Regions from separate parts of the Homo sapiens genome. Here regions 1, 2 and 4 are each linked to region 3. The links are chromatin loops, found by intact Hi-C in ENCODE. Cell type or tissue: GM12878. All regions are shown on one strand. Region 1 overlaps LINC02576 (long intergenic non-protein coding RNA 2576). Region 2 overlaps AFTPH (aftiphilin). Region 3 overlaps SERTAD2 (SERTA domain containing 2). Region 4 has its middle 46 kb from the start of SERTAD2.

Region 1 (8,000 bases), 390 kb before region 3:
TTTTTCTTTTAGAGAATCAAACAGAACAGCTAAGCCAAGACATGTTAAGGAAGTTTGAAGAGAAAGAACTATAAAAATTCAAGAAGGGGGATTGTTAAATATAGTAGACCCCAAGTTTCTCTTCAAAGAATCAGTATGTCAGTATGTTCAGTTCTCTTATTCTTTGATTCTCCATTTTAAAGTTTAACTTCCTGGTTCTCTTCACCCCTTTGCTTCTAGTTTCAGTAAACAACTTTCTCGCGAGTCCTAATCAGTAGTTCACATCTGTTCCCCTGGTCACCTGCTCCATCCTGACTCATCCTGGTCACCTGCTGTGACCTAAGTCACCTTTAGTTACCTGTTCCTAACCGTCCTTCCTGCCACACTACTCACCCTGCCACTCTGGCTCATACCTTTGCTCTCTTTAAAATAGCCAGTTGGAATTAGCTTAGACTGTGCGGTCCAACCCTAGCCAATAGGGAAACAACACAGCAGTAGGGGCTACCTGCCTCAGGAATAAGAACTCCTTGCCCTTCCCTGTCCAGGTGTGCTGTTGCCATTACTCCATTCGCGAGTTACACTCTTCTATAGAAGTAAAAATTGCCTTGCTGAGAAAATTAAATTTATGTTTGAGTGCTGTTTCTTCGTGGCACTGGGGAACAAGCATTTCTAACAGCAGTGTAGAGGAAAGAACTTGGCTGGGACCTTACCCTCCTGCCTCACTGATGGAATGAGACATCTGCAGAGGAAGCTGATTTGGGGTAAAGACAATGAGTTGATTTGGGGCATGAAAGTGAAAGTAAGATTCCCAGATGGTGCTGCCTTTTGTCTTTTTTTAATTTTTATTTTTTGAGACGGAGTCTTGCTCTGTCACCGAGGCTGGAGAGCAGTGGCATGTTCTCGGTTCACTGCAATCTCCACCTACAGGGTTTAAGTGATTCTCCTGCCTCAGCCTCCCGAGTAGCTGAGACTACAGGTGAGCACCACTACACCCAGCTAATTTTTTGTATTTTTAGTAGAGGCTGGGTTTCACCGTGTTAGCCAGGATGGTCTCAATCTCCTGACCTCGTGATCTGCCAGCCTCGGCCTCCCAAAGTGCTGGGATTACAGGCATGAGCACCGCGCCCGGCCCTGCCTTTTCTCTTGTTGGAGACATGGAGCTCAAGTTAGGAAGTCAGGGATGGAGATGAAGATGGGATGGTCGATCATATAGATGTAATGCTTAAAGCTACAGACAGGGAAGAGATTTCCATAGGCATGGAAGTGTAAAGCTGGAAAAGCCAAGGGCAGTTGCTGTAACACTATTCCTTCAGCCGTTTTCACCAGAACTTTGGAAACTTGCATCTGGAATGAGTAGGTGAAGTGAATTAGATTTTCCAACTGTATGGTGCAGGCTGCATCAACATCTATGTGCAACCCACAGACTTCATGTCCAACATTCACATCTTATGACATTGTCTCATTGTTAAGCATCTTGAGGTAGGATAACTTTTTGAGCTACAAATGTGGAATTTCCTCTTGTATTTCCCCACTTTTCCTCCTCAGGCAGGCTTCGTTTTACTTTCCTCAGGAGCTGGCAGGCTGAAGGCAGAAATTGCCTGCAAAACACTTCTTTTCCTGGCTTTGTTTTCAAAAGCCTAAGTCCCCTGATGTGTCTGAGTGTACAGTGTACTGGAGGGAGAGGAGACAGGAAGCAGCTCTGACGGAAACCCTAGCAGGCAGTGGTGGATTTCCCCCAGGGTAAAAGATTGCTCCAAGCCAGGGGAGGGGTCCAGGGTCCTGCAATAGCTGGGACCTGTGCTCTGCCCTCTGACAACACCCCAGGGGAGTGGTCAGATCTCAGAGAGGAACAGTTACAGGGCTCCCAGCCTCACCAAATATCCATATGTCCCAAGGGTGGCGTGAAAGCTAGTGGGCTGTTAGAACTGAGGGAACCAGATAAATTGGGCCCTGGTGGCCTTGACAGTGACCAGTAATGATCTATAACTGCAGGGTCTTCCTAGGACCTTGAAGGATGGCCTGAAGTAGAAAATCCTGTTGGGTTTGGAGTAGAAATTAAGTTGGTTTAAATTTATTATTATTATTATTTGTTTTTCTTTTTTCCTTTTTTTTGAGGCAGAGTCTCGGTCTGTTGCCCAGGCTGGAGTGCAGTGGTGCGATCTCTGCTCACTGCAGCCTCTGCCGCCTGGGTTCAAGCAATTCTCCTGCATCAGCCTTCTGAGTAGCTGGGATTACAGGTGCGCGCCACCACGCCTGGCTAATTTTTGTGTTTTTAGTAGAGACGGGGTTTCACCATGTTGGCCAGGCTGGTCTCAAACTCCTGACCTTGTGATCCATCCGCCTCGGCCTCCCAAAGTGCTGGGATTACAGGCATGAGCCACCACTCCCGGCCTTATTATTTGTTTTGTTTAGAGAGGGGGTCTTGCTCTGTCCCAGGCTGGAGTGCAGTGGCATGATGATAGCTCACTGCAGCTTCAAACTCCTGGGCTCAAGCGATCCTTCTGCCTTAGCTTAGGACTACAGGTGTATGCCACCATGCCTGGCTATTATAATTTAATTTAATTTAATTTTTTTTTTTTTTTAGACATGGGGTCTTACTATGTTGCCCAGGTTGATCTTAGACTTCTGGCCTCAAGCAGTCCTCCCTCCTTGGCCTCCCACAGGCCTGGGATTACAGATGGGAGCTACCATTCCCAGCCTCGTAATGGAAATTTAAAAATTTTATAAGGAATAGCTATACTACATCAATAATACTGCCTGACCATCTTTGTACATATAACTTTTTTATATACAGGAATTTTTTTTTTAAAGATAGATTCACAGAAGTAGAACTACTGATTGAAAGGGTATAGACATTTTTAAGCATCTTGATACATGTGGCTTAAATGCCACATGTATGGCCTAAACTGATTGAGTCTTTTCAGGTTTGGATTTTAAAACTAGAACCCTCTCTTCAGTGGAGTGGGATGGGGGAAACACTGGAAACCTCATGGGAAGCAGTTGCAATATTTCATATGAAATGCGAGGAAGGGCCAGACTGAGATTATGGCCATGGGGAGAGAGAAAGGGATAAAATCCCCTATCATTCAGGAGGTGCTATCAATAACCCATCTCTGCATATGGGTGAAGAAGTGAAGGGGAGGCAACAATCAAGATCCCCTTACTAATTTCCAGTTGAAAATCGAGTAGATGAAAATCCTATCAACTAAGAGGCAATGTGGCTTGGTGGTAAATGCCTGTGTTTTGGATCTAACTGACCAAGTTCAAATTCCAACTGTCCCAACTAATTAGCTGCATGGCCTTGGGCAGGTTGTTAAAACTCTCTGAGCGCATATGCCTAGATTTCCTTATTTGTGAAATGAGGATAGTAGCGTTTATGCCTACCAAAGAACTGTAAGGATTAAATGTGAATTTTTTTTTTTTTTTGAGACAGAGTCTCGCTCTGTCGCCCAGGCTGCAGTGCAGTAGCATGATCTCGGCTCACTGCAGCCTCCACCTCCCGGATTCAAGCAATTCCCCTGCCTCAGCCTCCCAAATAGCTGGCACTACAGGAAAGCACTACCACGCCCAGATGATTTCTGAATTTTTAGTAGAGACGGGGTTTCACCATGTTGGCCATGCTGGTCTTGAACTCCTGGCCTCAAGCGATCCTCCCCCCTTGGCCTCCCACAGTGCCCGGCCATAAGTGTGAAAATGTCTTTAACCGCCTGGCCCATTGGGACTTTGAAGAAATTAATGAAAACAGATAATACTAATAGAAGAGGATGTACAGAGGGTTAAAGAATATATTTGGTTTGAGATCCATTTGTTTAAGATGCATGAAATCTCACGAAATGGACTTTATCTTGGTATGCTTTTATTTTTTTAATTTTAACTTTGAAATAATTTTTCCTTTATACTTCTTTCTGTACACTGCTGCTTTCATTTTTTTTTAAGAGACCTAAAGGTATGATAGGGACAAGGAAAGAGAGGGTGGTGATCCTGTTGCCCTTGTGGGTAAGGACTGCGGAGGCAGTGGTGCAGTTCTCAAGCATGACCACAAGGTGGAGTCCGTAGTAAGTGGAAATGGTTTACCCTGCGTGGGAGGAGACTGGGCAGGATCCTGGAGCAGATTCGGTGGCAGCCGCAGAGCCCTCGGTCCAGTTCTGCAGGCGAGTCCCATCTAGCCTCTTCTGCCTTTTGGTGACTGACTTTTCACGATGTAAAGTTAATCACAGTTACACATAACAGCCACCACACACTCCCAGGACCCCAAAGAAACCATGAAGAAAATAATCACAAGCATAACAGTTCACCTTTTGGTGGTTCTCCATTGCCAGTTGCATGAGCTCCCAACTCCTTGACTTTCAGTTCTGGGACTTCCAGTCTATGAGACCCCACTTACCTTTCTGGAATCTTCTCCTAATACTTTTCTACCTGGCCCATAGGCTCCAGTCAACTGCCTACTCACGGATCCCCAAAAATGCCCCTCATTTTCACCTTGCCTTTTGCTTGTTCTGTTCCCTGTTTCTGGAAAGTGATTTCTCCATTTCTGCTTATTGAAACCTCAGTAATACTCGAAGAACTCGTTACATCTGTGAGGGCTCTTTATGTTTCAAGTAACACCCGGACAATAAAGGGAATCTAATGGCTCCTATACTGAGAAATATCGAGGTATCTAGTTAGCTTCAGGTGACGTCTGTTCAGCAGCTTGGACAGCACCACAGGTGACTTGGTTTTACTCCATTTTTGTCTTCTGCCTTTTGCTGTGTCGGCTTGCGTTCAGAACCCCTAGTGGCTCTTTCAGTCCTCCCCTAGCAGGTAGGTGTGCTCCGTATCTTCCTTCTGCTTCTTAACGTCTCTATTCTTCTCCTCCCTGCTCAGTGCCCTTGGAGGATGACCTGGCTTAGATTTGCGGGCTTCCTTGCCTTCTGTCTTCCACTTGGGTTTGGCCAGTGAGGAGCACCAGCATGGGCTCCACGGATGGCTGGGCTATTAATTAAATCTCTGTCTTCCATGGTGCACAGCACAGGCTGCCTTCATCCCTCATCTATGAGGTGACAGTCTCCATATCTCTATCTCTGCATTCCAGCAACCACCCTCTGTAGGCCTAGGGTGGTAATGGCCCCAAGATATTTCATTATTCCTTAAGTTTTCCCTACACATGCTCACACTTTTGCAAACTGTCCATGTTTTTTTTTTTTTTTAAATAGAGATAGGGTCTCACTCTGTCACCCAGGCTGGAGATCATAGTTCACTGTGGCCTCGAACTCCTGGGTTCAAGAGATCCTCCCGCCTCAGCCTCCTAAGTAGCTGGGATTACAGGTGTGCACCGCCAACAGTCCACTTACTAACTGCTCCTCAAATTGTCCAGTTTGAGTGTGCCATCTGCTTCCTGCTGGGACCTTGACTGATATAGCAATCCCGAATCACACATCTTCATACTACACTGCTCAGTGGTAGAAAGGCGGGAGAAAGAGGTTCTCTTTTGGCCATTTTAACAGGAAAGAGAGTATGCTTCTTGCCCGGCAAACAACTTTTAAATTCTTTTTTATTTTATTTTATTTTTTTGAGACGGAGCCTCGCCCTGTCATCCAGGCTGGAGTGCAGTGGTGTGATCTCAGCTCTCTGCAACCTCCCCCTCCGGGTTCAAGCCATTTTCCGGCCTCAGTCTCCTGAGTAGCTGGGATTACAGGTGCACGCCACCACGCCCAGCTGATTTTTTCTATTATTAGTAGAGATGGGATTTCACCATGTTGGCCAGGCTGGTTTTGAACTCCTGACCTCAAGTGATCTGCCCGTCTCAGCCTCTCGAAGTGCTGGGATTACAGGCGTGAGCCACTGTGCCTGGCCCCAGCAAACATCTTGATTATTTTTGGCCTCAGTTGTAATCTGCCTAAACTAATAAGAGACTTTCTTGGTGCCAAGGGTGGGTCATTTCAAGCCAAACCCCATGACTGAAATAGGCAAAGGGTGGTTCCCCCAGAACAGAATCAAGATGCAGCAGTGCTAACTGGAAGAAGGAGAAAATTCAGCACCTTCTTCCCAAATGCCATCTCTTTCTTTGAAGCTTGTCCTTATTCCCCCAAGAGGATACAACATGATGGCCAACAAGATGGTGTAGTTCCCAAGATGGAGATTATAGTGTAGTTGGGGAAACAATTATTTAATTTAACTTTTTCTTTTTTAGGGTCTCACTCTGACACCCAAGCTGGAGTTCAGTGGCACCATCTCAGCTCACTTTAGCCTCGACCTCCCAGGCTCAAGTGATCCTCCCGCCTTAGCCTCCCGAGTAACTGGGACTACAGGTCTGCACCACCACACTTGGCTAATTTGTAATTTTTTTTATAGAGACAGGATCTCACTATGTTGCCCAGGCTGGTCTCAAACTCCTGGACACAAGTAATCCTCCTGCCTCAGCCTCCCAAAGTACTGGGATTACAGGCATGAGCCACTGCACCCACCATGGGGAGACACTTAAATACACAAAGAATAATGATCTATTACATTAAGTACTGGGAAGGAAACAAATGAGGTGCTGAGGGAAGAAAAACATGGATGACCTATTAAAGATCATGTGACCAGGGAAGGCTCCCCTGAGGAGGTGACATTTAAGCTGAGGCTGGAAAGATGAGAAAGAGACAACAAGTGATGGGAAAGGACAGGAATTCCAGGCATTCTTTTTATTTGTTTGTTTGTTTGTTTGAGACAGAATCTTGCTGTGTCGCCCAGGCTGGAGTGCAGTGGCACAATCTTGGCTCACTGCAACCTCCACCTCCAGGTTCAAGCAATTCTCCTACCTCGGCCTCCAGAGTGGCTGGGATTACAGGCACGCACCACTATGCCCAACTAATTTTTGTATTTTCGGTAGAGACGGGGGTTCCCCATGTTGGTCAGGCTGGTCTCGAACTCCTGACCTCAAGTGATCCACCCACCTTGGCCTCACAAAGTGCTGGAATTACAGGAATGGGCCACCATGCCCAGCTGAATTCCAGGCATTCTGAGGTGCACTGGCTAGAGAATGAATAGATACCAAATGTGGAGGCACTTAGGTGAGGCCACTGTGGCTGAAGTGAGGTGGGCAAAGGGTAGAGCCATCTGGGTGAGGCAGGAGAGGCAGGCGGGGCTTCCTGGACCAGTGTTTGGATTCCAGCTGGGTGCAGAGAAGAGACCCTGAAGGATATTCAGCAGGGGTGAAAATCTGATTTCTGTTTTAAGATCACCCTGGAAATAGAGGCACTCATTTGGAAGATGCTGTGTTGTCTAGGTGACAGATGGCAGAGACGTAGAGAGGGTGCCAGCTGTGGAGATGGAGAAAACCAAACAAATCGAGCTGTATTTTACAGGTAGAATCAGCATGATGATTAGCAGCTGGAACGGGGTGGTTGGGAGGTAAAGAAGAGTGTAGAGTAACTCCTCAGTTGCTGGTTTGATTATTGAGTTGTGGTGATGGGGGAGGGATGGCAATCAGGAGGTCAGCGGCCAGAGGCCACCCAGCATCTCTGGGTCTAAAAGGCAAATTCCAACAGAAGTTTAATTGGCTTCCTTTGAGTCAGACGCTTACCTGGTTCATTAGCTAGGCTGAGGTTGGGGGAGCACACAGGGATGGGTATGCTAGGTAGGGCCTGCCTAAACTTGCTAGCAGCCTACAAGAATGGAGAAAAGAAGCATGTGAATAACTAGAATCCAGAGAATTTTAAGGCCTGGGGCAGATGCCTTCTGGGGTGCCATCCCAGCCCCCCAGTCATTTCCCTTTCTCTAGAACCTGTTCCACCCACCCCAGGGTAGGGACCAGCCGCAGTAGATGGCAGGCAGAAAGAGATTCTGCTATAAAACACCATACACATAAAAGAAAGAACAGCAACAAATGGACAAAGATGGAGTATGGTTTTGTGCCCAAAGAATTTACAACCCCAAAATGAGTTTCGTGATATGCCTGCTTTGATTTCTCATTTATTCCAAGTTATCATTTATATTGTTAATCTATACAGTTTTCTCCCCCCACGTATTAGACAGCTTTTAAAAATGGTTTTCAAGGCTGG
Region 2 (8,000 bases), 60 kb after region 3:
ACCCAGGTCTACTCAGCAGGTGAGCCACAGAAAATGCCAAATGAGCCTCAAATTGGGCACATGATTGCAATTCAAACTTTTTCTGGGATATTAAATATATTAAAGGAGTAGTTATACATATTATTCGCTTTAGACCAAAAATCATTTCAAGTTGTTCATTATAAAAAGCCTAATAATTCTCTTTTATGGTAAAGGATAGCTGGTATTCTTAGATGTGACACAAGGTATTTCTTTGACCTAAATGTTTCCTTTTTCCTTGGATGGGGTGCAGGAAGCCAGGAGGTAAAGCAAGAAAGGAAGGATAGCTACAGGCTTTTTTATTCCTAGGACTTTTCTGTTACCACTTTGAATCCAGACTGAAATAAAAAGATTTTATAGAATGAATGAAAAATCCAACGACTTTTAGGACTAAAGTTTTTCAAAAGGGAAAAAGCATCAGGCATATAGCAGATGAACCAAATACTGCATTCAGTACTAGGTTCTTAGAAGAATGGAATAGCAATCCAACATTTTTTTCTGATGAAAATCTACATTTTTAATTGCACTTAAATAGTGGCAAAACTATTATGTGGACGTTTGATGGGGAACTGGATATCTGCATCATTCCAAAGTAAAACCAGATACATGACAAGTGAAAACCTGGAACTGTATAATGGAAAAGGTCAGTTTCTCACCAATCGTCAATCTCAGCACCACTAACAATGGAGTCAACCAGATGTATGGATCTTCTGATGTGATATAACACCTAGGATGCATTCTAGCCAAAATATTTACCCTGAATTCAGCAAGCCTTTAGATATAATTTCCAATTTACAGGAAAATAGGGAGATAGAGAACACAGCAAATATTACTTGAAGGAAGCAAACAGACAAATCCAGAGCTTTTAGGACATTCTGTAGGACACCTATACTAATCTTTATATAAGCTACTGTTAATAAGAAAACAGAAGGAATGAGGAGATATGCTAGGTTAAAAGGGACTTAAGAGCCCCAACAGCCAGGTACAATAGTCTTCAATTGAATACTGGTTTGTACAAAGCTGAGAAAGGATAGTTGGAGAAATCTGAATATAGCCTAAGTAGATGAAATGAAAACTCACTGAAATGGACAGAGATCACTGACTAAGACTAGGTCAATTTTAGAGGTCAATTCACTATGACCTCTAAAATCTCATTTTTGGTGGAAACCCCCCCCCCCCCCCCATATATGTATTTGCATAGGAAAAGATCTGAAAGAATTACACTAAGGAATTATAGTGATCCTGAATGGTAAGAATGTGATACTTTCATTTTTAATTTTTTTTGGTCCGGATTTCCTAACTTTCTAAAAATATACTTTACTACTTCTATAATGATAAATGGTTATTTAAAACAACAGTGAATAAATGCGCACCTAAATGGACTTTCCCATTTGTGGAGTGCAGTTTGGGTGTAGGAACAGACAGCAAAAAATAAGTTTTTACCTAAGAAACAGTTGGTAAAGATTATTCTAGGGTTTTAAACAATTGCCTTATTTCAGAGGCAATATGAAATTATATTTTAAAATAAAAAGTTTACACAGTTCATAGTTTGTGCATTTATCTGTGGTCATTGTGCATGGGTGTGAGCTAGTCTTCTTAGAATATGGGAAGAAGCAAACACTTAAGGAGAATTTGAAAATAAAAAGTTATATCATGATCATTTCTCAAAGGCAGTGACCTAATTTTGATCTATTCCTCTCTAGTGAAGATTTATCCTTTTTATCAATGGAATATAATTGAGAATATAATTGAGAGTCCAGGAAAAAAACATGATCAATTGTTTTTTAATTTTTGTTTTTGACAAATGTGCCAAAACCTTTCAGTGGGGGAAATCATTTCAACAGTTTTCAGACAACTGGATATCCACCTGCACAAGAATGAATGTGGACTCCTACCTCATACCATATACAGAAATTAATTCAAAATGGATTAAAGACCTAAATGTAAGAGTTGAAATTATAAAACTCTTAGGAGAAAATCTAGGTATAAATCTTTGTGACCATGAATTGGGCAATGATTTCTTAGATATGATACCTAAATCACAAGAAAAATTAGATCTTATCAAAATTAAAAGCTTTTGTGTGTCAAAGAATACTATCAAGATAATGAAAAGACAACCTGCAGAATTGGAAAAGATATCTTCAAATCATTTCTCTGATAAAGGCTTAGTATCCAGAATATACTTAAAAATCTTACAACCTAACAATAAAAAGACAAATTATCCAATTAAAATATAGGCAAATGGCTGGGCACAGTGGCTCATGCCTGTAATCTCAATACTTTGGGAGGCTGAGGAGGGAGATCGCTTGAGCTCAAGAGTTCAAGACCGGCCTGGGGCAACATACTGAGACCTTGTCTCTACTAAAACAAAAACAAAAAAGGCAAAGGATCTGAACAGATATTTCTCCACAGAAGATATACAAATAGTCGATAAACACATGAAAAGATGCTCAACATGATTAGCTATCAGGGAAATGCAAACAAAAATGTCAATGAGATATCACTTCAAACCCACTGGGATGGCTATAACCAAAAAGACCAATAACAAGTGTTGGTAAGAATGTGGAGAACTTGGAATGTATATTACTGGTGGGAATGTAAAATGGTGCCATCACTTTGGAAAAGTTTGGCAGTTCCCCAAAGAAGTTAGAGTTCCTATAAGACCCAGAAATTCCACTCCTAACAGAGTTGGAAACATCTGTCCACACAAAAACGTATACACAAGTGTTCACAGCAGCAACACTACTCATAATAGTCAAAAAGTGAAAACAACCCAATTATCAACTGATTAATGGAAAAGCAAAATGTGCTATTTCCAATGAAATATTATGCAGCCAAAAAACAAATACGGATACATACTACAACATGAATGAACTTGAGAACAGAATGCTAAGCAAAACCGAGACACAAAAGGCTGCAGACTATAGAATTCCATCTATATGAAATAACCAGAAAAGACAAATCTGTAGAGACAGAAAGCAGATTAGTAGTTGCCAGGGCCTGGGGAACGAGAGGGATAAGGAGTGACTGCTAATGGGTACAGGGTTTCTTTTTGGGGTGATAAAAATGTTTTGGAATTAGATAGTGATGATGGTTGCACAACCTTGTGAATATACTAAAAACCAGTGAATTGAACACCTGAATGAATTATAAATTTTTATCTCAATAAAAAGGCCTAAAAAAGAATAAAATTTCTTTGACCTGCATAAACTTCAGTTACAGGTCTATGGCTACTAACTAGCTGTCACTAATTAGTAGTGATTTAGAATAGGAAGTAATTTTCCTCCATATTAGGAAAGTTAGGCAAGAAGATGGAACTATTTTAAAACTAAGAACTTGCACTTCTTTAAAAAACTCAAAGTGAGAAGTCACTTTCACAACTTGTGTTCCAAAAGAGAAGAGCACATATAAATTCCCTGAGACACTCAAAGGCACTTAGTAAAGAGTACTGGATATTGTTTGGTCCATGTCAAATTTCTTCTACCTTGACCACTGTTTAACTCCTTCTTACCCTATAGTCTATCAAAATGCCTTTTCACTTTATCTTCTGCTTATTGGCAATAGCCAAGAAGATTTTGCTGAGCTTTATTTTTTGCAGTTTACTTTATTCAAGAGAAAAATGAAAGAAAACCTAAAAATAAGATACTAAAAATGCTTTCTGAAATTATGCTACCAGCCTGTCTCTGCTCTGTACGATTGAGAATCACTCGTTGGGACATTTTACAGTATTTTAAGACTTGCGGGCATTTGTATTTTTTTACCATTTTCAAATGACATTTCTCAAAACAGAAAATACAAAGTTGGCAACCTGTTCTCTCCAATTTATTTTGTTTTAAATATGATGCTGGACAGGTCCTAGCGAGTAACTCAATACAGAATTAGCAGACATTAACTCCAGGATACATTATTAGTTCATTCCCTATTAGTATAGAACAAGAGAAAAAATGAAAATAGCTTCTTAAAGTGATAGGGCTTGGAAGAGTTCTCTAGATTCAGCATGTTTCAAGGATGAGTTAACGAATTAGGAGAACAAGTTAAGGTGGTTTAGAGCTCCTCCTAATGGCACGAAATGAATTCTCATCATTGGGATTTTCAAAACTTCTATAGTTCTTTGGTCAGTGAGACTGCAGGGGAAACAAAGGAAGGAAAGAGTAGAACTGTCCCAGAAAGGGTTGTCCTAAAAATAGCAGGGGGAAACCCAAACAATAAAAGCATCCTTTTTGGTTTTTAAGTCAAATGTGTGTTAGCTTTTAGTTAACATATACAAATTTCTCATCCATTTTTTTCTATGAGAGGAGTTTCGATTTGAAGAAGTGATTTATTTGGAAAGAAAAAAATTTAAAAAAAGCCACATAGCCACATTTACAAGTAGGTTCATTGAAGAGGAGGCTTTGGCAATGCCAGGTGGCATACTGCAAAGACATGGGGCTATGAGAACAATGGAGAGAACTGGCAGACAAACAAGGATTTACATGCTACAAAGCCATTCTAGGGAAAAGTTAAGGGTAGTCTAATGTATAATAATGTATTTCATAATTATAAATATTAAAGGCAATAAGAAAAATCTGGGGGAATAAAAGCACACAAAGTTTAAAAGACAATATGATAATTCAAGCTAAAGTTAAGAGAGAGAAACATTTATTATTCACAATAAAAAAGGCTTTTTTAAATGGATGTCTTTCTATAGAAGAATCTATTTAAAATATAAACCTGAATTTAACATGTGATTGGGATGTATTTATTCAGGAGAAAGAGCTATAACACTTCTTTTAAAGTAGGCAACTAATAGGTAAATAGTTCCACTTTAAAATGCTGATGCATCACAGATTTGAGACAGCAGAGCTGGCGTGTCAATCAACCAGTATTTGCTTTTGCACTAGTGATTTCCTGGTTCAGAATAGTATCTTCCTGTTAGAAACTGGCTTAGTCTTATGGTTAACAATAACTCAAAGCAATGGATTGTACTAGCCTAATCATATGAAACTAAAGATTCTCTGAATCGCAAACACATGGCCCGAGTGACATTCCGTGCCTTTAGTTCCAACACAGGGAGATGGTAATTGCTCTTCAATAGGCCATGCCTCTGAAGGGGCTTCTAGAAAGCCTGGTAAAGTAAGGCTTTACCTCCCAAATCAGAGGTGCATGTCAATGAAAATTCCAAGAACCATCTTAGCCTGCAAGTAAAAAGATCAGCCTAGGTGACTCCAGGATTACAAAACTGGGTTCTCAAAGATGATCTTCTCAGTAATTATGAAGAGAAAGGGAGAGTGTTTCTATAATGGCTTTATGATCACAATACTTAATCAGAATTAGTCTCTACAAAGTGAGGTGGGGGGGCAGGGGGTGGGGGAAGAAAACCACATCTGTCAGCCTTGGCCAATCTCTTATGAAATAATCCTGTTCTAATAAAGTTCATAATTAAACATAATTTGATAATATTTTCTGGACTTGGGCATCGACTGACTTTTATAAAGCAAGTTGTGATATAATATATTGAAATGCTGTCAACTGACATGCTTTTTCCTTTGGGTCGTTTTATCTCAGAATTCAAAATGTGGGTATAATTGACACTATTTATTTACCTGGTAGATGTGCTTGTCTTCTCTACTGTAGACATGAGTCTTGCAAATGCATCAGTCACTTTGAGGCTTGAGGTGGAGATTTCCAGCTTAGAAGTTGTTAACTCATACAACTCCGGATCCACACCTTATAGTATAAAATGATAGTCAGTGATGGCAGGCTGCAATGGGTTACCCAGTTAGCCACAATCCAAGATGCAAAAGGCAATATTCTGTAAACATCTGAGTGTTTTACAAACAGAACATATCTTTAGAACACTGCAATACTGCATTTATTTTTTACAGTATAAACTCCACTTTTTGGAGTTTTTATAAAACAGGAAAAGACTTTTCAAATTCCATTTTGGAACGAATATATCCTTAAGCTAGCATTTATGCAGCAGATGCTACCCAAATACTTCTAAAATTTCTATCTGCTATAGAAAACTCCCCCAATTTGGATTAGGATGTGATATAAAATTATCAATGTTTTATAAATAGAATGCACATGATGTGACACCCCATTTTTCAATTAACTAATCTCATTTTAAAAATTTTCCTGTTTCCTCACCTCCTTATTTTTTCTCTATTTTCTTCCACAGAAAAAGATTTAGAAGCTACCACAAAGTCTCAAACATGGTAAATGATCTGGTTAGTTTAAATATATCATGACTGGCCAGGCGCGGTGGCTCACGCCTGTAATCCCAGCACTTTGGGAGGCCGAGGCGGGCAGATCACAAAGTCAGGAGATCAAGACCGTCCTGGCTAAAACGGTGAAACCCCGTCTCTACTAAAAATACAAAAAATTAGCCGGGCATGGTGGTGGGCGCCTGTAGTCCCAGCTACTCAGGAGGCTGGGGCAGGAGAATGGCATGAACCCGGAAGGCGGAGCTTGCAGTGAGCCGAGATCACGCCACTGCACTCCAGCCTGGGTGACAGAACAAGACTGCGTCTCAAAAAAAAAAAAAAAAAAAAATCATGACTAAGGACTAATCATAAACATATACCACATAGCTCTTTCTTCAGGTTAGAGGTGGGGAGGGTAAAAGATTTTCAGAAAAGGTGAGTAAAAGTACTACTTTTGAACAAAATGAAAATTCTTGTCTACAGGGTTAATTTCTGTAGTCTCATGTCTGAATCTGGTAGTCATTAGTTCAAATATCTTGTTAGAGTAATTCAAAAGGAAGCTCAGAGGGTTAGATTTATTGCAAAAATTGATTTAAAAAATCTCCCCCATCTGACTGCATTAAAATACATATAACTTTGTGTATTTCTCATGTAATACAGATTTATAGCAATGATGACAACAATAACATTAAAAAGAACAGTTTAAATATTTTAAACTTAAGTTACACTTTGAATAATATTCAGAGTAAAAAAAAAAATTTTTAATCCTACACTCTCCTGGTACCAGCAAATAACTTGAGAAAAAAAGTTCATGAGTTGCCGGGCGTTAACAGCAAAGCAAAATTCTAAGGAAGAATGTCTTAGAGCTTCTGAAATTTTTACTTATTATTTCTTTAAAAAAATGCCCTGTAAGATCAGCAGATCAAGTTATATATAAATAACATATATAAATGCATATATTTAGATTAACAAGTTTTTTTCCTTTTAAGATACTTAACATATTAAAAAATTAAAAAATCAGAAACTGACTTCTATTAACCAACTTTACAGAAGTAAACACAGATCTCAGATGTTTACAGAAATCAGACAAGCAAAAGCGACTTCCACAGTTACGAAGTCTAACAAGGGAGGAAGGCTATAGAAAATGTATATTGACTCTCCCAAGTTCTCAGTATTTCATTAAGGTACGGTTTCAAAATATACTTTAAAAGGACTTTCCTTTGTGTTCCTGTAATAAGAATATGGGTTGCAATTAAAATGTAAAAAATTGTATATGTCTGTAAAGGGACTACATGAGCCCAAAGTACCTCCCTCTCTAAAGGCTAGATTCCAGCAACCACAAAATTTAAGTTGCTGTCTAGTGTATAAGGCAGAATAAATAACTGCATTCTGACTGGCAATAGGTAAGTGCTAGTAAAAACTTAGTTGGGTTTATAAAATACTGGCCACTTGACTGTCAAACAGTAAAGAGGCAGATTAAAAAAAAAGACAACAAAATCACACCCCCAAATAACTACCACCACACCAAAACCCCCCCCAAAACTATGATTAGATTTTTCAAAAACAAGACAACTATTTAATAATTGGAGAGTAATTTTTTTAATGGAAGGTCTTTTTTTTTTTTTTAACAGAGCCTTAATGAGGCATGGTTTAGTTACATAACTAAAGCTAGCCAACCAAGTTCTATGCCAACCTCCTAAGTCTCACACACAAAATAATTAAATAACCGCAAGCTAAGACGAAATGACTTTCCCAGAAACAAGTCAGAAAAAATGCAAGCAAGTGATGAAATGGAAT
Region 3 (8,000 bases):
CTGATTACTGAGTCCAAAGATCAGTTGTGTACTGAAGGCACCAGAAGGCAAGCTCCAGTTGACATGAAAATGGCCTCACAATAAGGGTGACACCAGCTCTCATAGGTCTTTCTGTTAATTAATACTGACTAGCAAAACATGAAAATCTAAAAGTGCCATGGCCACTTTATATGCACAACTCATATATTTTGTACATATTGTTAATAATTACTCATTAAGCAATTGGTAGAAAGCCACAAGCCAGGACTCCTGTTTAAGAAATGTGTGGCTATTTCATTTAGTTTTAGTATGTTTGAAGGAAATGGCTACTAATCTAGAAAAAATGATTGTCTCAAATGGCCAGTGCAGTTGATATTAAAGGCAAACTTATGCCCTGTGTGCAGATGCTGGGAAACCCTTATGAACAGAACTGTCCCCTGGAGCGTCCGTCACTCATTGTGTGGAGCAGTGTCTTTCTCCATTAGCACTGTGTGGCAGTTCATTCTTTGTATGAATCTGTGAATGGCATATGTCAGCCCAATAAGACGACATTCCTATTCTGAGTAATAAATAGACTCCTTGTTTTGTTTTTTTTTTCTCGGAGATCACGAGACAAACAAAACATGATTGGCTGTCTAAAAATTTTCTTTGAAATACAAATGAAAATTTTAAAGTAAAATATCACAATATATTTTATAATATATGATTTCTAATAGGACAGAACAGATACTGCCAGTTTGAACAAGCACCACATATAGACAGCGCAAACTCTCTTTTGAAAATTCTGCCCTCTTTGTGGTCTGAGGGATCCCAAAGCTGGAAAGACCCATTTGTCTTTTCTCAGAATCCTCTGTCCCTCATCTGAACTTAATGCTAGGATTCTCTGAAGTAAACCCCACAATTTGATTGATCTATTTTGGAAACCCAAGATCACCTAAGCTGTATTCCGCACCCATTGCAGTTTTCAGCTCAGAATGGAGTTGGCATCTGTGCTCCTGGCCGGCCTATTCTTACACTTGCACACTGTCTGGCCAGAGCTGGCCCTGCCTCCCCACAGGGACAGCAGATCAAGGGGTGAGTGTGCCCGGCCCACCTCCACCCTGAGTAGAGAGTGGACTGAGCTATGCGGAGGCGTGGGGTGGGGGCTGGAGGGAGAAGAGCAGAGGACAGATCTGGAGCTGACTGTGCAACTGCTATAGCAGGTCTGACTAGTTTGAGGTGCCCAAAGGCAGCTTTGTTTCTCTAGTAACTCCAGGTAGCAGCAAACTTCAGTTCTTAAAACTCATTCATGTCTGCCTTACTATCTTTTTTGTCACTTTACAAAAACCTGTAGCTTTGCAGAGTTACTAATTAATTCTAAGCTTTTTTCCTTTAAAAACCTTCCTAGGCAGTTAACTGAAAAGAAGCTAAGCATTCTCTAAGGACTTTCCCATAGAATAGTAAAGGGGAAGGGATTCTGGTTCTTACAGACATGATCTATGTCTATATATTCTGTATATCCATATGCACACTCACTGATGTTTAACAGTGGGCTGAGTGAACCTGTTGAAGAAAAGTAAAATGTACACTTGAATAGACCATGGTCAAAAACACTAAATGATCAAAAGTCTCTTGCTCCAGATCAGCCTTTAGCGCTTTGCTTGCCTCTGCTCCGGCCGGCTGCTTATCATTCCACGCCATGCACTGCAGCTCCTGGGGTTTGGAGCAGGCCTGCTGGTGTACCCCACCCTTGTGTTTAGAAGTATTGCCCAAGTTAAACTCAGAGAATCTGAAAGTCCCAAGGTCATCTCTACACCAGAACAGGTTTGCATAAAATCCTAGTCACGCTAATGAGATATCGAGCTGGCAGCTGCTTTAAACTGATCTTCCCTGTGTGGTTATCCCATTTTATAATAGGTGATACAGATTTGCTTTTCAGATTTCTTTCCTTCTTTGAGGGGACATCTCCCTGCCCATCTGTACCTCTCCTGTGTCTTCCGTGCTATCAGAGAAAACCAATCTGCCTGAGGAATTTGGGTGCTATGATCCAGAGTGGAAGAATTTTTGCTCTGCCTCTCTGCTTGTCAGGAACTTGGTGGTCTTTTCTGAACTTTTTAAGGCAAACTAATTTTTTTAAATAGTTTTACCATGTCCAGAAATATAAAATAAAATACGTTTCACTGGCAGTGATTCTTAGCTCTCTGACAAGTAGTTGGTTTACACATTAAAAATTCAATTCTTCAGGTGGTTCCTGCCTCCTTCTAAAGCTCCAGAAGACAGGTAGAATGAATAGAGTGGCAGGCTGGGGGTGGCAGGCTGGGGAGGTTGAGGAAGGCTTTCCATGAAGACCATTGAAGGTAATTGAAGAATTATGAAGTATTTTCCTTAGAAAATAAATAGTTATTACATTTAGTGTGGTACTCTGATTATTTTTATTGTATTTAAGTGACATAGCTTAAAGTTCAATGAGCCATTCATTATCAATGCACAGAAGTCCTTGGGAAGACAAACATTTTATCTCAAAATAGTCCCAAAGTAGTTATTCTTTAATGGCTGCCATATTTACAAAGTATCATTTACTCCCCTCAAGTTTAGTTGTATCCTCATTGCCTTTTTCTTTCTACAATTATTGTCTGTGTGTGAATTATTCAGGTATATGATACAAAGTTTAAATTGTCTTTGTAAAACCTTATTAGCCTACCTAATTCTTAGAGGCAACCAAATTAAACATTCGGAACATGTAGGTTACTTACATGGGACAGGTATTACATAAAATAGTTATTTCCTTCCATTTGCATGTCTCAAGTATATTTCTATTATCCTGCACCTCAAATTTTTGTACTCATGTCATGTTGTAGAAATGTGATATTGTTCTCTAGGGAATCCAAGTTTAGGCCGTACAATACAATGTTCAGTTTTACACAGTAAGTAAAAGAAACAACATTTCTCAGGTTTTCCTCTTTGGACTGCACGGATAAGTTATAAGATGAAATATGTTCTGTATTTGTAAGGAATATTTTAAGTGATTCTTTGATAGTAATGAAGCATCCAGATTTGAAGGCATGACTAGTTTTTAATTTTTAACTTTTAAGAAAAGCTTCCATTGAAGCATTTCTTGAAGTAGCATACTTTACTTTTATTCCTTAGTTTTATTCAGTGGCAAATAGTTGTCTAATAAAACCTAGAAGGCCACCTTTGGTTTTAACTAAGATGTAATTTTATCTTTCACAGAATTGTTCTAAAACCTTATATTTCCCTGTTTTAGTAAGACTTACATATATCTTGAGTCTTTTTTTTTTTTTTTAAACACAAAAACTGTCACATACTTTTGGCAAAGCCTTTCCTTTCTACTCTAAGTTCCCCACCTCCTTGACATTGTTTATTAAGGGTCTCTAGTGTGAGGGAGAAAAACAGTGTATCTTTAGGGAAAAGATGCTACAGGAGGATTGAAACAGAATCCCATCCAAGCAATTATAAATACAGGAGAAAAAATATTTTCATTATGCCCGAGAATGGGAGGTTGGGCAATGCTGGCTAGTCTTTACTAGTAAAGCACGTAATCTTATGGGAAAAATTGTCAAATCTGAGAGTTCCTTACCCTAATGTTAATGAGGCCTTAGACTCAAAATGCTAAAAACATACTCTGACACCAAATTATTATGAAGTAGTATCACAATTCAAATGATTATAAAATATAGATATGTTTATAGTTTCCAATTTTCAAATGTGGAGACTCATTATAACATTTCATCTATTATGAGCATTATTATTGAACATACAACATCATATAACCTGAACTTATAATTTAAATAGAAAGAATCCCAGCAAGTAGTTACACATAATGATCTCGCTTCATCATCTCCCTAAGGTTAACTGTGTTACATTTTATAATTAAATGGCCCCTCTCCAATGTCCTTTATGAAGGGTTTTCCCAAATAACTGCCTGAAGCAGTATCTGTTCAGTATGGAGATAATTTATAGTTATTAAGAAGTAGTAAGTAGGCCCAGTAAAGGCGTCTATCTATACTGGTAAAAGCTTAGTGCCGAATTTATTGAGACTCATTGTTTTATTGGGAGTCCATGTTGCAAGCCCCACTGGAAATTCTGAACTGTTGGTTTCTCCACGTTCACATCTCATGACTTGGGTGTGTGTTTGTTGTTGTGTGTTTGTTCTCATTTCAGGAATCCTCCAGGGATTTTAACCATGGTTTTTGAAATACCAGTATTAACTTTTATATACAGAGAAACAACCTTTCCTATACACAGTACTTCCAGAGTTTGAACCGTACCATAATTTAATTTATTTTGGCCTTGGCAAAGCTCCCAGCTTGCTTAGCAGTGTCCTGTGGATACCTGAATTTGGAAACAATCTTGAAAATGTGTATACTTTGAGAGAGCTGTAGGTAGAAATTGCAGTGAAGAATGAGACTTTTGCGCTCCTTGCTGCTCGGCTGCGCCCCCTCGTGGCTGGATGTGATGTGCTGTCTTCCAGAATTTAAAGAGTTCCAACTTGAATTGGGCGTGCTTGTTTACATGGAGCACTAATAGCTTTCTTCTGTGTGAAGAAAAAAAAAAAACCCTATCAAATTAATATAATAGTTTTCACTGGGGGTGTGAGTAATTTATTGTGCTCATTTTATATGTTTTAATTTAGAAATATGTATTGGCGTGCTGTGGTTTTTAACTTTTTATTATGGAAAATTCCAAACACATTCAAAAGTAAAAGGAAGAGTACAAAGCACCGCCTTGTACTTATCAGCCAGCCTCAGCAGGTATCAACATTTTGTCAAATCTTGTTTCATCTACATGGCCAGGTTTTGGGTTTTTTTTTGTTTGTTTGTTTTGGAGTATTTTAAAGCAAATTCCAGGCATCAGAGCATATTATGTTTTTGTTAAGTTAAGGTTAGAAACTGTATAATTCTACTCAACCTTTTACTTGAATTAAGTGTGCCATTCCCAAGTAATCCTTTTTCCTTATAAATTAAAAAAAATTCCTTAAAACTGAGAAAACAAAGCATTTTTCTAATTTTTTTTTAAATCAAGTGTACCATACTTTTAGCCAGAATCCTTAGATAAAATAAAACAATTGGCAGCATTCTCATTGTCCTTGGAAGAAGGTAATTGGTGTCCATAGCTTCATAAGAGTTGGGATTAAAACTTAAAATTCCCAGCTGGCAGAGGAACCACTAAGACAGGATATAAGAAACATTTTATACCACTTGACATTTATATTCTAAAAAGCCTATTCTCTTTCCAGATGTGTACTAACAAGGCCATAATTTATTCTAAAGAAATATTTACTTGAAACATTCCCTCCCAGAATTTGACTATGTTTTTGCTTACTAAATGCAGCTGTCAACATTTTTAAAAAATTATTTTACTAGGAGAAAAGTTTATATTTGACAAACCTCCAGTATTGGAAATTGCCTTCAATTTAATAGGAGCATGTAAAAATCTGAGAGGAGAAACTAGAATTTTAAAAATTTGGACTTTAGAAAACAACCCCAAACAGTAAAAGTTGTTTCTTAAATTTACTTGGGGCTTGACTTCCTGTTCGAATTTCAGTGTATCGTCAGGCTTTTTTTTTCTTCTTCTTCTTCTTCACTGTCAAGAAAGCCGGGAGGATTGCTCCTGCAGGTCTTCGTCAAATGCAGGGTCTCATCTTGCACAAACAGCCTAGGCTGCGTTGCCCTGCGGGCCCCCGCGCGGCCGGTGCGCAGCGGGAGAGCCCGGAGGAGGCGCCGGCAGCAAACAGTGGTATCGGGTTACAGGTTCAGAATATCGCTGGAGCACAGGAGACTGGCTTGATCTAGTGACTGGCTTTATAATTACATTGCTGATTTGTTAGGGGAGGCTTTGTCTTACTTACCAATTAGCATGGATGTTACTGCAGGGACCTCAGACATTCTGGATGAGCTTTGGTGTTTTTTTTTTTTTTTTAAAGCATCCCGATCCATAGAACTTCATGAGTTCTGTTACTAATACTCCGCCTTGTCTTTGGGCATCCTTACTTACCCTGTCTGTAAATAAGCCAGAGACGGTCTCTCCCTGTTGGAATTTTTGCCCACTCCCCTGGGCCAGACGCAGTTGTTTTGGGGTCTCAGGTTTGCTTTTGCTGTTTGGATGCCCCAGCACCTTCCCGCACTGTGCTGGAGGGGACAGCCCACATCCCGTGCCTGCTGCAGTGTCAGGACACGCGAGGCCCGGCTGAGGACGCGCCTGTTTCTCTTAGCTTCCTTTCTGATTCTGCCAGTATCATCCACCACTGCAACCTTTTCAGGGCAGCCTCTTTGTTTTCGCTGGTGTGTTTTATTGTTCCTTGGGGGAGGAGGGTGTTAAAAGCCTGGACATGATCAGATTTCTTAGTCCAGTGTGTTGTTTAAGGTGTAATATTTGAAGTGTAGAAAGTTGTCTAAGCAAACAGCTTCCCCCAGTTAGGATCGGGCTTCTCCTTCCTGCTCGGAAGTTGCTGTGTCACACTACGACAGCAGCCTGGAGGCAGGGCTCTGGGGTCCTCAGCGTCCCGCCCTCAGGCTGGTGGGAGGTTCCCTTTTGTCATGAACAGAGGCTCTCCCACTTGGATGCCTCAAAAGCAGGGTCCTAAACGCACTGGGAGACCAGCCTGTGGAGTGAAGAGAAGAGAAACAGCATATTCTGTGTTTCAGAAGTTGTCTCAAAACAATCCTGGCCCTACTTTGAGCCTCTTTTCGGCTCAGAAGTCTGCCACATGCCCAGCTAATTTTACCAGGGGCACCCCTTTCTTCTACCACCACCACCAAAAGACACCAGGAGTATGAATGTGTTTCCACTTAGGGCTGTGGGCTTTGGTGGCACAGTATGTCAGGGGAAGGGAAGGACCGCTGCCAGCCTTCTCATAAGACAATCGCCACACTTCTTTTTTCTTCCAAAGAGGTGGGTACATGAGGGCAGATCACTACTTTGAGTGTTGGCGTTGGGTTAAAGGCCTCATCTTTCTGGTTTTAGCGTTAGCATTGACACCTCTAGACTTGTCAGCAACCAGTGGTCACACCAGCAGCCATATGGGACAGTGTGTCTGATGAGGTTAGGGATACAGCTTGGTGTTTTTTTTGTTTTGTTTTGTTTTGTTTTTTTGGAGACGGAGTTTTACTCTGTCACCCAGGCTGGAGTGCAGTGGCGCGATCTCGGCTCACTGCAAACTCCGCCTCCCGGGTTCACGCCATTCTCCTGCCTCAGCCTCCTGAGTAGCTGGGACTACAGGTACCCGCCACCGCCTGGCTAATTTTTTGTATTTTTAGTAGAGATGGGGTTTCACCGTGTTAGCCAGGGTGGTCTCGATCTCCTGACCTCGTGATCCACCCGCCTCGGCCTTCCAAAGTGCTGGGATTACAGGCGTGAGCCACCTTGCCCTGCGAAGGCATACAGCTTGTTAAAGCTCCCCTTTGAATGAGGAGCCTTTTTCCTGAGAGCTGTTAGCTAGCGTTTTGAAAACGTTCCTGTTGAAGTATAGCGTGCATGTAGAGCCGTGCAGGATCCCGCGTGTGCAGGCCGGTGACTCATCATGAGGCAGGCCCCAGCTGTGCTCTCCACCCAGGTGAGCGGCAGAGCATGGCCAGCTCACCCCACTAGCCGCCCGTACACCACGGCAGACACTGTAGTTCAGTGTTGCCTTGTTACCTGACTTTTAAAACAACATACCACTTAATTGTGAAGCCTGCTGCTCTCCTGAGAAGGGAGCATACAGAATGTGTAGTTGTTGCTGTTTCCCAAAAGGAAATTGGAAAAAGCTCTTGAAAACGTACACAAGGTACAAACCAGTTGGGCTTCTAAGGCGATGCTTTCCTGAGTTCCCCGTCTGTCCCCGCACCAGGTCAGGGTGGTGCCGAGCTGCACAAGCCCCAGGGGTGCAGGACCAGGTGTCTCCACTCAATCTTTGATTCCTTTTTGGTCACAAGACCAGTCACACCTTCCCCAATTATTTCCTCTCTTAAGAATTTAGAACTAAGCTGTGAATTTGACCCCCTTTTAAAGTCATTTTGTGGCATGAATTCTCTTTCTCCAGA
Region 4 (8,000 bases), 53 kb before region 3:
ATTTTGCAATAGTCCCATTCAAATTTTTAGTAATAACTGGCATAAGCTTCCCATTACCACTTCTTTGAAGTATACCTGTCATGTTTGTAAAGATTTCTTTTTCAGAATGAAGCTGGCAGCCACGATAAACATGTTCACATTTAGAAATTGTCTATTTGAAAAAGAATTACTACAGTTTTGGTTCAGAAAATAATTAAATTAAGCTTCTTAGTGCTTTGAGACTATGGTACTGTGTAAACTTAGGAATAACATTTAGTTACCACTGAGCTTAATAGTGCCTTGAAGAATTAAAGTTCATTATTCACTACTTTTTTAAAAAGTCAGAACCATGATGAGTTGAATAATAGATGTCTTAAAAGTTAAATTTAGTTTGGTTAGTTCTATGGCTATCCCATAGCATTAGAGTATTAGAATAATTTATGCCTCATAATCATACAGTAGCTAATATTTATTGAGCATTTTTTTTGCCAGAAAAGATTCTAAGGGTTTTACATATATTAACTTATTTAATTATTACACCTCTGTGAAGCAGGTCTTGTTGTTACCCCTTTTTTATAGATGAAGAAACTGAGGCATAGAGAGGTTAAGTCACTTGCCAAAGACTTCATAGCTAGTATACAGCAGCGCCAAGATTTGTATTCATATCAGCCACTGCCAGGGCCTTAACCACCAGGCTAGACTGCCTGTACTTGAATACATAAATTCTGAGTTAGAGTTTAACATCCTTGAATTCTCATATATCTTAATTTTTAAAGAAGTAGGGCAAATTTACAAAATTAACTTGGGTTTATTGTACTAGTTATGCTACCCTGTAGAGAGGTTTCTGTTTCAAAGGTAGAATTCTTGAGAATTTAAATACTTCAGAATATTATGGGCCATTGAAACAAGACTTTGAGATGTGCTGGTTGTACTATTTAGTGTAGTAGACTGACAGGTTGTGTTACATTACCTCTTCTTGTTATCAATCTTGCCTTTGATAATACATGCCAAGTATTTTACTTACTACTCTTCAAATTGATTCTATGTCTGAGGATTTGGGGATAAGCAGTGGGTATGTTTGAGTTTGTAGCAAAGAAGAGATACTGGGTGGTTTTGGACAAAATAATTCCCTTGCGTTTTGGATGCTTTCTCAAGTAGTTTTTCTGACTGGTCAAAATTGACACAACAACCATCTGAACAAGTCTTTATGGCCTTCATTTGTTCCCTCATAGTTCCTCATATACCTTTGCTTTTTGTGCAAATTCAGAAGAGCATTATTTACAAGATACCATTATTTGAGCGGTAGCAAGTTCAGGGATGGGGAAGGTTCCGAAGAGCATCGTTCATTTATTCCGAAGATAAAACAAATTATTTCCTCAGGATGCTTCAGTTGGTTGCTGGTCTAGCCTAGGCCTTTCCCTTAGGTCTTATATCTCTAGAATGAAAAGAGAGGGGAGTTATTCCTATTAGGTCAATTTTATAAATTTTTAGGCTTACATTGCCATATGAAAAGATTAAAATTCTCTTATGTCTTAACCGACTCCAGAGTAAATTTAATTCCTTTGGAAATTATACTGATTTTATGTATGTGCATGTGTGTGGTTTGCATTATGATTTTGTGTGATTATAAAGATACGTTTGTGCAAGAGATTCAAACCATAAAGGCATAACCCCCCTCCCGCAAGCCCTCCACCCAGAATCAACTGGCATCATTTTAATGAATGAGCTTCTAGACCCCACCCTCCCCCAGGGTATATATATATAGAGAGAGAGATAGATAACTTTATATAAATAAAATCATACTATAGATGCTGTTTTGCTTTCTGTTACTTTGAGTCATGGGGATCTTTCCATGTCAGTATAGACTGTCTTTTTAAATGGCAGCATAGTATTCCAATGTGAATGTATAATAATTTATTCAACAAACCAGTATTTCCAGGCATCTGTCTTGTTTTTCATTGTACTCTTGTAGGCATTGTGCTGCTGGGAACATCATTTAAACCTAACATTTTCTCACATTTTTTTCATTTTTCTCCATGGGGTACATTTGTAGGTATGGGCTTGCTGAGTCTAGCAGAACGTACATTACAATATTTTATGATGTTGCCAGTTTGTCCCCCAACGTCTGATTGTTATGTAGTCAGATGTATCTTTCTAGGCAGGCTTTCTCCACCCTAAAATTATAAAAGTGTTCACTCATTGGAGTAGCCAGGGTTCTTGGTTGTAAAAACAGAAACTGGGCCGGGCGCGGTGGCTCACGCTTGTAATCCCAGCACTTTCGGAGGCCAAGGCGGGCGGATCACGAGGTCAGGAGATCGAGTCCATCTGGCTAACACGGTGCAACCCCGTCTCTACTAAAAATACAAAAAAAATTAGCCGGGCACGGTGGCGGGTGCCTGTAGTCCCAGCTACTCGGGAGGCTGAGGCAGGAGAATGGCGTGAATCCGGGAGGCGGAGCTTGCATGAGCCGAGATAGCGCCACTGCACTTCGGCCTGGGCAAAAGAGGAGCGAGACTCCGTCTCAAAAAACAAACAAACAAACAAACAAACAAAAACAGAAACTGATTGTGGTCTATTTAAAAAAACAAAAACAAAAATGGTATCCGGTGCTCCTAGCATTGGCAGGAAGACTAGAAATAAGGTGTTAAGGGAGCTGGGTGCCCTGCATCACAGTAAGGCCACATAGCAGGGATAGGCTGGTGAGACCAACCTTCCCCATCCCTGAACTTGCTGCCGCTCAAATAATATCAGGAATATGTTGTTTTCCCACTTTTCTTCATTGGTTTCCCCTGTAGTGTCTTCATTCTTACATGCATTGTTCCCATGTGGTAGTAAAGACAGCAAGAATCCATAGTCTTACCATTTTAGCATCCCAGAAAGAAAGAAGGCACTTCCCAATATTTTGTGTGGAAATCTTGGTGTGGAATCTCATTGGCCTGTCTTGGGATATGTATGCACCTGTGAACCAACCACTGTGGCAAAGGGGATGAAATGCACTGACTGGCCAGGCCTAGGCCATGTGCCCATCCCTGGTGCCGAGAATTAAGTCATCCAGACTGAGAAAAAAGGGAGAGGTGGTTCTCAAAGAAAAGAATGGTGAGGTTGTGAAAGAAGGGGAATAGATGCAACAAGAGAAATAAATATCCCCTGTGATTATGGTATATATTTTTAATATTTGACTGTATTCTTTTAGGGGAACAAAGTGCCATTTTACAATTTATCATTTCAGAAAATTAAACTTTTTATAAAATCTGTTCTTCATTGTACATGGGATTATTAAAATACCAGTAAGGATTTATTAAAATACCAATAAGGAAAGTAAGCTTCATTCTTTATTTTTCAATCAATTATCTTGAATTAAAGAAGGCTGTGGGGCCGGCTGCGGTGGCTCAAGCCTGTAATCCCAGCACTTTGGGAGGCCGAGGTGAGAGAATCACCTGAGATCAGGAGTTCGAGACCAGCCTGGCTGACATAGTGAAACCCCGTCTTTACTAAAAAATATAAAAATTAACCGGGCATGGTGGCCGGTGCCTGTAATCCCAGCTACTCGAGAGGCTGAGGCAGGAGAATCACTTGAACCCGGGAGGCAGAGGTTGCAGTGAGCTGAGATCACGCCATTGCACTCCAGCCTGGGGGATGAGAGAGACTTCGTCTCGAAAGAAAGAAAGAAAGAAAGAAAGAGAGAGAGAGAGAGAGAGAGAGGGAGAGAGAGAGAGAGAGAGAGAGAGAGAGAAAGAAAGAAAGAAAAGCAAGAAAGCTCTAAAGATGAGTAAAGATTTGCTTATTTTTCATTGTATACGTGGAATATGGATTCTTAAATATGCAGGATTCACACATGGTGAGGGTATACATTTTACTAAAGGACTGTATATTAGTGAAATTTGATATAGTATTCTAGACATGTCTAGAGGGATACATAACAGGCATACACTAGGAAAGCCAAAACTAAAACTAAAAAAAAAAAAAAAAAACCTCAATCACATGGCATAAAAAGTCATTGCTGTGTTTTACAAGACAGTCCTGTAGTCATTCAAAACTGTTTCCCCATTTGAGTCACTAGTTACTCAATATATTTTCTCCCATGAATGTCTGTAATATGTATTTTAGCAAACAGAAGAGTATCAAGAAACAATGTAGTGTAGTGAAACAAACATGGGTTTTGAAGTTAGACAAACTTGGGTTTCAATCTGATGTTTGTTTGTTTTTTTGATATGAGATGAGATCTGTATTAGTCCATTCTCAACGCTGCTGATAAAGACATACCTGAGACTGGGTAATTTATAAAGGAAAGAGGCTTAATTGACTCACAGTTCAGCATGGCTGAGGAGGCCTCAGGAAACTTACAATTATGGCGGACGGGATGCAAACTCGTCCTTCTTCACATGGTGGCAGCAAGGAGAAGTGCGAGCAAAGTGGGAAAAACCCCTTATAAAACCATCAGATCTTGTGAGGACTCACTTCGCTATCATGAGAACAGCATGGGGGGACTGCCTCCATCATCTAGTCACCTCCTACGAGGTCCCTCCCCCAGTGCATGGGGATTACAATTTGGATTACAATTCAAGATGAGATTTGTGTGGGGACCCAGAGCGAGACCTTGTCAGGATCTTACTGTGTTGCCTCTCTGGGCTCAAGCGATCCTGGTACTTCAGCCTCCTGAGCAGTTGGAATTTCAGGGGCACACCACTGTGCCTGGCTTCCAGTCTGATCTTAAAGGATATGACCTTGCATATGTCTCCCCATCTGAAACCTACCTCATGAGTTTAAGGATCAAATGATGTTTTTACGTAACAGTAGTAACTATTACCATTATTATAATAATTTGGAGTTATTACTTGAGGGAAAAGTAACATTTTTAAAGAAAATCGGTTGTTCCAATTAGCATATTCAGAGACGGTTGTATGTGTAGGGGAATTATGATACATTTCCAAATGTGTACTGGGATTTTTTTTTTAATATCTGCAGTTTTGGTATAGCTGTGGTAAGTAAGCCTTTGGGGTGAAAAGGTTGATTTACTAGAGATAGGCTGTGATGTGCCAGCTAGTATTACTCTACAGTGTTCAAGGATCTGTGAGAAGCAATACTTCCTGTACATTTTCAGGAGTAGAAAGGAGCAGTGGTGGCCCAAAGTGCCTGGCCGCTGCACAGTGGTCATGCCCCCTAAAAATTGAATGAGTCTGTAGAGTGAGCCCAATCTAGCCCAGGAGTGTTTGAACTCTGGGTCACACTTTAATTTGATTAACACTTTCACTTATTAATGGTCTTGATTTGTCTTGGCACTTTGCAATTAAATGGTCTATACAAAGACTTTCTCCTTTGGACACAGCGTATATTTGTCGTCTAACTACAGAGTTTAGCATCAAATAATTTTATGACAGACCACATTTGGCATGCCTAGTTATTCAGGGAATTTTCAAAGAACCATAGAGGGACTTTTTAGTCACACATCCTCTCTGTTCTTAGTCATCTACTCCTTTTATGGTAGTCATTAGCCAGTATCTCTCAACCTCTTCTACAATGTTTAACAGTTAGTGTACACTCTCTGTAGCACTGGTTTTTTTTGAGCTCTGTGTACTTAATAATGAGACAGTCAGCATATACTTGTGAAAACATAAACTAAATGTTGGTATATTCTCCGCATGGTTTCTTTTTATAGAACCACAGTTGTTAACACACATTAACTACTTCAAAATCACTAATTAAAACATTTTCTCATCTGTATTTTGGGAGTATTATCTTTTCTCCCCTCCAGTTGTACCACTTAAGTATCATTGGTTACATTCAGAATTAAGGGACAAGAGAAATGAAAGACAGTGTGATTTAGAAGTTTTCCTTTAATGCATAGGAAAACAGACGTTTTCATATTCTAGGTAATCAGAAGTACCTTCTACATTTAACTACTTGACCCTAATGACCTGGTCAAATTCCAGTGTTGCACAATTGCATTGTACCTTCCCTAATACCCAGTGAATTTAATTGTTTGGCTACAAACTATTCCCCTTAACTTTTTAGAACCATTTTGTAGGCTGTGCTCTTATAAAGATATATCAAAAGCCGCACTTGTCACCTTTTCTAAAAATGCAAGTCATTTTCACCCCCTCTCCTTCTAATCCTTCTACTTTCTCCCCATATTTATAAACACATTTCCCAAAAAATATTCAATCTTCTTTTTCATGGATCCAAAAGACATTGGACATATGGCTTGAACACAACACTGGGGTAATAATTAATTAAGGTAAGAAAGCAAGGATTTTGGAAAGTGTGGGTTGATGAGTCAGATAATGGTAGGATTTTTCTCCTGATCTCTGGTAAGGTATTACAAAGTTCTCTCCTAATTGTCTTGCAGGCCCCTGACAGCATATCCTGAATTAAACTTGTTCTGTTTTCCCAGCTTACCCTTCTAAATTCTCTATTTCCTGTCACGGCATCTCTCTCCATCCCTTAATCATCTAAACTGGAATCCCAGCTCTCTATTTCACACCCCATATCCAATCCCCTCGGCCCTTAGGGGAGAGCGGGCAATAGATCCTGGCTGCGCTGGTCACCTGTGGGCTCCAGCAGCAAACAGGTGGGTTCATTTCCTGCAGTATGCTGTACAAATGTTTTATTTTTGTATGCCCTGATGTGAAAAGGTTTGGAAAGTATTCAGGATAGAATTTACACTCGTATGAAGGCTGTGCCAGAAATGACCCCAACTGACTTCTGCTTCATCCTCTCCCTCTCTCCTCAAGTACATTTTATGTTATAACCTCATCAAAAAAAGTCTCAGTATCCTAAATACACACACTTTGCCATTTTATTTCCCCATCCTTAATTACATCATTTTGTGGTTGCTTCTCCCTGTTTCTGCATGGTGAAATTTTATTCCTCCTTTAAGCGTAACCCAAATGTTATCTCTTCCTTGGCCTTAGTAGGGAGAATTAATGGTGTTTTCTTTTGTGATTCCAGAGCTTATGCTTTTAACCATTATGCTATGGTGAGCCAGTAAATCTCTATTTCTCTGGAATTAGGCTACCTGGGTTTAGATCCCAGCTATATAGCAGCTGAATGACTTTGGGTAATTGTGTAAACCTTCAAGTACTCAGTTTTGTTATTTGTAACCTGGATATAACAGTAGTCTCTAACTGTGTCACTAGGATTAAGTGACAGAGAATGTTATTTAGTGCACAGTAAATGTTTTCTTACAATGATTATCTGAATATTTATCAAATATTTGGAAAAAAAAAATCTTCTTGTTGTGTGTCCTGTACTGGGTTGTAACCTCCTTGAGGGAAGGGGCTGTATCTTATTCCTGTATCTTATTCATTTTTGTCCAATATTTATGATAGTGCTTGGCACTATTATTAGTATTAGCATTAAGCATTCTATAGATCTTCCTCTCCACCAGGAAGTATCTCCTTCAAATACCCTCACAACAACTCTATGAGGGAGATACTGTTTCGTCCATTTAACTAAGGCATAGAAAGGTTAAGTACTTTGTCTAAGGCCACAAGCTAGTAAGAATTTGGACCCCAGGCAGCCTGGAACAAATTCCAAGCTATTAATCACCACACTAGGCTACCTCCTAGTAGGTACTTAGTAAATCTCCATTGGAACAAATAGATGAATGAGATTCAGATAAACAGGCAGGTGGGATGGAGTGCTAGGAAATGGTCCTATTGAAAAAGATGTGGGTAAGAAGTGAGGAAAAAATTATCAAGAGCTAGACTAAGTGAGTAAGAGGAAACATTGATAATAGTACTATAGTAACACCAGGGGGTAATCAGTATTAGTGTCCTTTGCAGATACATAAAACTTTATTTTCTGAGTTGGAAAGCTTCTGGATTGCAAAAAGTAGCTTTATGCCTCAAATGAGCTCAGTTTATATCCCAATTAAAATATATTACAATGAGAATTTATTTTTCCACCGTGATAGAGTTACTGGCACTGGTCCTCCCTCCTATTTCAAGTAACAAGAAAACTGGACACAATGTATGAAAGAACTGTTTCCAACACTGGACAACAGGCAGTGCAGACAGGGA

The links. Hi-C counts contacts between places; a loop is a spot of excess contacts. Peaks named below come from ENCODE experiments on the same cell type or tissue, not always from the same donor. Only the 100,000 strongest peaks of a DNase experiment are listed, where the experiment ranks them.
Region 1: it touches region 3 in a loop (4-fold over the local background); 9 of 110 quality-filtered maps call a loop at or near these places.
Region 2: it touches region 3 in a loop (4-fold over the local background); 41 of 110 quality-filtered maps call a loop at or near these places.
Region 4: it touches region 3 in a loop (4-fold over the local background); 14 of 110 quality-filtered maps call a loop at or near these places.

The regions. Positions count from the first base shown.
Region 1 is chr2:65,036,869-65,044,868 of GRCh38, reverse strand. All of the region lies in intron 2 of LINC02576 (long intergenic non-protein coding RNA 2576), which reads right to left. Among named protein-coding and RNA genes, the nearest start is that of LINC02576, 10 kb to the right of the region's middle. RefSeq lists an enhancer at 4,168-4,257. In GM12878, a CTCF peak has its summit at 4,017 (motif pointing right); a DNase peak (open chromatin) is centred at 4,023.
Region 2 is chr2:64,583,146-64,591,145 of GRCh38, reverse strand. AFTPH (aftiphilin) reads right to left here. Exons shown (of 10, transcript NM_203437.4): 9 at 5,601-5,724. The region is part of intron 3 of LOC105374773 (a long non-coding RNA gene); the gene reads left to right. Among named protein-coding and RNA genes, the nearest start is that of LINC02579, 20 kb to the left of the region's middle. In GM12878, a CTCF peak has its summit at 4,072; DNase peaks (open chromatin) are centred at 4,128 and 7,935; H3K4me3 peaks cover 549 bases; H3K27ac peaks cover 1,102 bases.
Region 3 is chr2:64,642,938-64,650,937 of GRCh38, reverse strand. The region is part of intron 1 of SERTAD2 (SERTA domain containing 2); the gene reads left to right. SERTAD2-AS1 (SERTAD2 antisense RNA 1) reads right to left here. Exons shown (of 2, transcript XR_940172.3): 1 at 5,494-8,000; 2 at 2,372-4,513. Among named protein-coding and RNA genes, the nearest start is that of SERTAD2, 7.0 kb to the left of the region's middle. RefSeq lists silencers at 4,296-4,345, 5,557-5,727 and enhancers at 6,242-6,401, 6,572-6,651, 6,672-6,771, 6,370-7,153, 7,332-7,641 and 1 more. In GM12878, CTCF peaks have their summits at 4,422 (motif pointing left) and 5,614; DNase peaks (open chromatin) are centred at 4,407, 6,417 and 7,613; H3K4me3 peaks cover 6,415 bases; H3K27ac peaks cover 6,565 bases.
Region 4 is chr2:64,696,338-64,704,337 of GRCh38, reverse strand. No RefSeq gene overlaps it. Among named protein-coding and RNA genes, the nearest start is that of SERTAD2, 46 kb to the right of the region's middle. RefSeq lists enhancers at 4,242-4,301, 5,379-5,448. In GM12878, a CTCF peak has its summit at 4,367; DNase peaks (open chromatin) are centred at 4,057, 4,407 and 5,427; H3K4me3 peaks cover 646 bases; H3K27ac peaks cover 5,296 bases.